Regions from separate parts of the Homo sapiens genome. Here region 2 is linked to region 1. The links are chromatin contacts, found by Hi-C or POLR2A ChIA-PET in ENCODE. All regions are on one chromosome and are shown on one strand. The core of a region is the stretch at or near the end of the contact, and the rest is flanking DNA. Distances in the headings are between cores, read along the strand shown.

What was found. A loop is a pair of places that touch in the nucleus more often than their neighbours do. ChIA-PET counts read pairs that join two places held with the same protein, here RNA polymerase II (POLR2A). Pooled maps may share reads with other maps.
Region 2: a map of DLD1 shows a loop between it and region 1 (3-fold over the local background). The contact joins two enhancer-like sites. A Hi-C loop is called at or near these places in 2 of 168 maps with a recorded cell type or tissue (DLD1 and PC-9) and 1 of 50 pooled maps. POLR2A ChIA-PET finds 5 or more read pairs at or near these places in 2 of 52 experiments (H1 and WTC11).

What each region holds. Positions count from the first base shown.
Region 1 is chr2:1,571,333-1,574,490 of GRCh38, forward strand. The region is part of intron 4 of LALTOP (lung cancer associated lncRNA targeting TOP2A); the gene reads right to left. Among named protein-coding and RNA genes, the nearest start is that of LALTOP, 53 kb to the right of the region's middle. RefSeq lists an enhancer at 842-1,343. Within about 2 kb of position 1,484, at least 3 of the 41 ENCODE cell types and tissues checked have a DNase peak (open chromatin) inside an H3K27ac peak, as active enhancers do.
Region 2 is chr2:1,627,337-1,630,494 of GRCh38, forward strand. No RefSeq gene overlaps it. Among named protein-coding and RNA genes, the nearest start is that of LALTOP, 3.5 kb to the left of the region's middle. Within about 2 kb of position 1,720, at least 3 of the 41 ENCODE cell types and tissues checked have a DNase peak (open chromatin) inside an H3K27ac peak, as active enhancers do.

The sequences.
Region 1 (3,158 bases), core at 234-2,733:
CTCACGTGGTGGAGAGAGTGCAGCCCTGCCATCTCCTCCCCTTCTTCTAAGGACACCAGTCCTATTGGATCAAAGCCCCACCCTCATGGCCCCCTTGGACCTGATTTACTTCCTTAGAACCCTTTCCCCAAATGCAGTCATCCTGGGGTTTGGGATGTCAATGTGTGGATTCTGGGGAGACAGTTCGGTTTATAGTGGACAGACATTTTTTCTTAGAAATCTAAGAAAAGAAAACCCTCCCCTGCCTTCCCACTCCCAGGAGAGGAGCCAGCAGGGGTGAGGCCACCCAGCCCCAGCACACGTCCTGCAGAAGCTGGGGTCCCATGGGCTCTCCCTGGAGAGACAGAGAGCTGTCCACACTTGGCAGCCCCAGTCCACACCCTAAGGATGCTGTCTCCACACCTGAGCCGCCCACTGTCCTGCCCCCACCCACCGTGCAAGGTTTCACATGTCCCGACCTCCCCTTTCTGGCTCTCCTCCCAGCGTCCTCTCTTAAACTTGCAATCTGCAGGTCGTAGGGGTGACGAGTTATGAACCAATCTCAGAAGAGAGACAGGCAGGGTCACACTTGGGTGGCAGCAGACCACCACCTGCAGAGACCAGGTGGCAGGTCCTTCTGGGAGGTGTGGGACGCACCACCAGGGGCTTAGGGCATTCCACCTACAAGGTTCTTAGACCCTTATTCATACATGGGGGACGGGCACAGTATTTCTACAGCAATCCACACTTCTGAATTGCCACTGATTTCGCCAATGAAAATTAGTTTCAACATATATTATGTCAATTAACAAACTCAACTGCAGGCAGACCACGATGGCAGAGGCTGATGGGCCTGTGGTGGCCACTGTGGGGTGAGGCTGCCAGGCCTGGGGAAGAGCTCCCTGACAGTACATTGTGTGTGAGCTGACCTTCCCCCAGGTGTGCTTTACAACCAAAGACGTGTGTTGTATGTGTCCGTATGCACACACACGCACACAACATCACAGGGATGGACACAAGGTCACAGATGATAAAACCTGCTTCAATGGGGATGTCAGAGAACAATTAGAAAACCAAAACCGTCCTGCAGCTAGTCATCACGCCAATCTGTAATAGACAATACATGATCGTTATGTTAATTACTTTCAGGGGTTAGTGTCAATGTCTTTCTAACTTTCGGCCTCAATGTAGACATAGCTCAGCTGTGTCTACACAGCTGGGCAAGTCCTCCTAGCACCCTGACTTTGAGCTTTCCCTTAGGGGCTCAGAGCTGTCTTTGCCTCTGAGTCCTTTTTTCTTCTCTCAATCTCCTGTGTGGACTTGAGTCCTGCAAATGATCAAAGCTGGAAGGTCCAGTCTGGAGTCACTGCAGAGTATGTTGCTCATGCTTCCCCGAGAATTATTTCATAATTGCATTTGCAGTGACCAAGAAGGGGAGGAAACAACAGCTCGGACAATTCAAGCTTCAAGAATCTCACCCCTGGGAGAGGAGTCATTCCTCCACCCACACTGGCCCACGCCCCGCCCCAGTGGATTTTCCTGCTGGGAAAACAGACCACTTTGCAAGTTGTTCCTTGGATATTGGAGGTCGGAGGAGGATGGCGAAGACTCTGTACGTAACTAGATGTCCTTAGTTCTTAGACGACCACAGTGACTCAACCGCCCTCTGCCTCCTGAAGGGCAAGGCTAAGAAGTAAAACAAAACAAAGTAAAAAGCATGCGGGGAGTGCCCTGTCCAGAACCCCCCATGAATGTCTACACTATGAGGTAGATTCTCTGCCCAGGAAGGGCCCACGACTTGCTGCCCTTCTCCATGCCAATCTGCACTTTGAGATCACCAAGAGAAATACTGACTATCCCAAGACAGATTCAACTGCCAAAGTGAATGGTGTGGACCGCCAAATAAGGTTAAAGGAGACCTCCCAGCCCTGTGCCAAGGACGGGGCACTTCCTCAGGAAGCTGGTTCCCCTCATCCTCTCAACTTCCACTCTTCTCTCCAGAGCCTGGGTACCTTGAAAGGCATTGATTAAAATAGTTACAGCAGTCTTGCAAGAAAGTATGGTTAAGAAGTGTAGGATGCCTTATCATATAAGTGAAATTAACCAATGTGCTCAAACTAAACACAGGCATTACAAAGACAGTCAATATTAACACAATGGAAATTGCACTTAGGGTCCAGACTTACACATACAGAGCTAGAAATGATGAGTGGTTATCTGTGAACTTAAAATACACAAAAGCATGATATTTGCCCAATAAGTTGGTGCAATTACACATTGCAAAGAAAATATGTTTAAAGGGGTTATAATAAGGAAGCAGAAAAAAGCCCAAGTTTGTTTTTTTGTATTTAGATTCAAAAATATTCAGTGAAACAACAAATATCCTTAGGCAACAACCCTATCCAAGCAGAAGGCAAGCTGTGAGCCCGGCTCAGCGAGAAACACGTTGGAAGCTCCCCCTCCTCAAGACAATGGGGAAGTAAGATGCCAGCATACAAAACATTTTTCAAATTATCAAAACCAGAACATTTCAGATACAATAAAAGGTGGCATAAGTTGGAAAAGGATGATAGAGAATGGGGCAATCATTTTCAGTTGGAATGGAGAAGTTCTGACAGAAAAATGTGATATCTGATCTGACTCTGAAAAGGTGGATAGAGTGGGCAGAGTGTGGAAAGGTACAAACACCAGGAAAGTATTTCTGGGAGCAGAAAGGTGGATTCAAATACCTAGAAGTAAAGAGGAGTCAGGCTTATGGAAGACAGAAAATAAATTCAAACTACCAAGCAGCCAGCCAGGGGAACCACAGATGCAGCCGCCCAGATTGGCAAAGACAGAGGACAAGGCACTTTAGCCCCAACGAAAGTTGGTAGGAAAAAGCAACAAAACAAATACATGAAAAAGCAGGCAGGGGTCAGACCCAGAGCATTCTCCAGGCAGGTGGAGTCCTCTCTTCTGCTAGGTGAAGGGAGAGTGTGGTTGGGGGAGGCCGGACAAGACGGGAGATGATAGCAGGGCAGACAGGCGGTGAAGGGCAGTGGAGGAGGATGAGACAGGGGACCCTCTGTGAAGGGGAATCTGGAATACCCGACACACTGCAGCATGAGGGTGAGTTAGATAAGCGTCAAAATGCATCAGAAATGCCAAGTGTTCACGATCCGCTGGGGTATGTTAGAGCA
Region 2 (3,158 bases), core at 470-2,969, 56 kb after region 1:
AGTTAGGGACACGTTCACGACATAATGGGAAGGACAATGGAGATGTTAGGCTTTCAACCTTGGCTTCCGCCCTCTGGAGTCCCCACAGTTGGAACAAAGAAACCCCAGATACTGTGATGGTGAACACAGACCGAGTTATTTTTAACAAATCCCACAAACATTAAAAACAGTCATTACTGGAGTTTCAGGAATCTTCCAGATTCAAACATGCTAACTGACTGTCAATATCCCCAGGTTTGGGATGTGAGCATATTTGTTACCATAAATATAAATGAAAGTAAACCTAAAATGGAAGACTTTAAGCACAAAGGCTTAACACTGAATACATGAAAAGCAAAACTGTAGTGGCTGTTTGGTGCCTTTGTTATAGCCACTAGGACATTAAGGACAACTTGGGAATGGCAACCCCTCAGCAGGACTGAGCTAAGGAGCCATGATGGGGCGTGCTTCCTCACAGTGGTGTGCAAACCGGGGTGGATACAGGCAGGCTGGGGTATCGGGCAGGTGCAATGCTCACAACTGTGTGCAACAGCGCATGGGGCTGGGCTGATGTTGGATGAGCTCTCATATTGTTTGGTGGCCTGGTGCAATGTGGCCAGCCTTCTAGGACCATTTTTCCTCATCTGTAATTACAGGATAATCTTAAATCCGTTCAAGCTGAGGCTCCCAACTGGTCACATGGTGGGGACTTGGATAAACTTAAAGCATGTGATAGCTTAGGAATAGATGACTCTTTTGCAAATACACTTTGCTCACTCATCTATTCCATCTCCGAGATTCTAGAGTGTCATGACTAGAATTGTGGGTGGTGATAAATTGGTTTCACCAGAAAAACTGTTGCATGAAACTCAGTGGATGCCAATCAGATGCCTTCCGGAAACTTTTGTCAGAAAACATTTGGGAAGTTCACTAAACGCATGGAAGAATCTTTTGGTGAATGCTTTGACAAACAAAAAACCACAGGCACAACTCATTTTATGCTTTGATTTATTGCACTTCACAGATACTGCATTTTTTCTTTTTTTTTTTTTGAGTTGGAGTCTCGCTCTTGTTGCCCAGGCTGGAGTGCAGTGGCGCAATCTCAGCTCACTGCAACCTCTGCCTCCCCGGGTTCAAGCGATTCTCCTGCCTCATCCTCCGGAGTAGCTGGGACTACAGGCACCCGCCACCACACCTGGGTAATTTTTTGTATTTTTAGTAGAGACGAGGTTTCATCACGTTGGCCAGGCTGGTCTCGTACTCCTGACCTCTGGTGATCCGCCCACCTTGGCCTCCCAAAGTGCTGTGATTACAGGCGTGAGCCACCATTCCCGGCCCACAGATACAGGTTTTTTTTGTTTTGTTTTGTTTTGTTTTTTTACAAATTAAAGGTTTGTGGCAACCCTGTGTGGAGCAAATCCAATGGGGCCATTTTTGTAGTAACGTGCTTACTTTGTGTCTCTGGCACATTTTGGTAATTCTTGCAATATTTCAAACTTTTTCATGATATCTGTTACGGTGATCTGTGATCAATGATCTTTGATGTTACTATTAATTGCTTTGGGCCCCGAATGGGTTATTCTCCCTCTCTTCAGACTTCCCTATTCCTTGAGACACAATAATGTTGAAATTAGACCAATTAATAATCCTACAATGACCCTAAGTGTTCAAGTGAAAGGAAGAGTCACATGTCTCTCACTTGAAATCAAAAGCTAAACATGATTCAGCTTAGTGAGGAAGGCATGTCGAAAGCTGAAATTGGCCAAAAGCCAGGTCTCTTGTGCCAAACAACCAAGTCGTGAATGCCAAGAAAAAGTTCTTGAAGGGAATTAAAAGTGCTACCCCAGTGAACACACTAATGATGAAACACAAATAATAAGTGAGACAGCCTTATGGCTGATATGGAGAAAGTTTGAATGGTCTGGATACAAGGTAAGTCAGATACAACATTCCCTTAAGCCAAAGCCTAACACAGAGTAAGGCCCTAATTCCATTCAATTCTGTGAAAGCTGAGAGTGGTGAGGAAGCTGCAGAAATAGACTCTGAAGCTAGCAGAGGTTGATTCTGAGGTTTAAGGAAAGAAGCCGTCTCCACAGCATGAAAGTGCAAGGAGAAGCAGCAAGTGCTGATGGAGAAGCTGCAGCAAGTTCTCCAGAAGCTCTGAGATCACTGATGAAGATGACTACATGAAACAACAGATTTTCCATGTGGACAAAACAGCCTTCTATTGGAAGAAGAAGCATTCCGGACTTTCATAGCTGGAGAGGAGAAGTCAATGCCTGGCTTCAAAGCTTCAGAGGACAGGGTGACTCTCTTGCCATGGCTGGTGCAGCTGGTGACCTTAAGTTGAAGTCAATGTTCATTTACTTCTGAGAATCTTCAGACCTTTAAGAATTATGCTAAATCAACTCTGCCCATGCTTTATAAATGGAACAAAGCCTGGATGACAGCACATATGTTTATGGCACAATTTACTGAATATTTTAAGCCCACTCTTGAGAACTACTGCTCAGAAAAAATCAATTATCTTCAAAATATTATTGCTCATTGACAATGCACTTGGTCATGCAAGAGCTCTAATGGGGATGTACAAAGAGATGAATGTTTACACAACATCCATTCTGCAGCCCATGGATCAAGTTATAATTTTGACTTTCAAGTAAGAAATCATTTCATTAGGCTGTAGCTGCCATAGACAGTGACTCTTCTAATGGATTGGGGCAAAGTAAACTGAAAACCTTCTGGAAAGAATTCACCACTCTAGATGCTATTAAAACATTTATGATCCATGGGAGCAGGTCAAAATATACACACTAACAGAAGTGCCTGTTAAAAAAGTTGATTCCTGCCCTCATGGATAACGCTGAGGGGTTTAAGACTTCAGTGGAGGCAGTAACTGCAGATGTGGTGGAAATAGCAAGAGAATTAGAAGTGGAGTCTGAAGATGGGACTGAATTGCTGCAATCTCATGATCAATCTTGAATGGATGAGGAGTTGCTTCTTGGGGATAAGCAAAGCGAGTGGTTTCTTGAGATGGACTCTACTCCTGGTGAAGATATTGTGAACACTGTTGAAATGACAACATAGGATTTAGAATATTCCATAAGTTTATGTGATAAAGCAGCAGCAGGGTTTGAGAGGACTGACTCCAATGTTGAAATAAGTAATTCTGTGGGTAA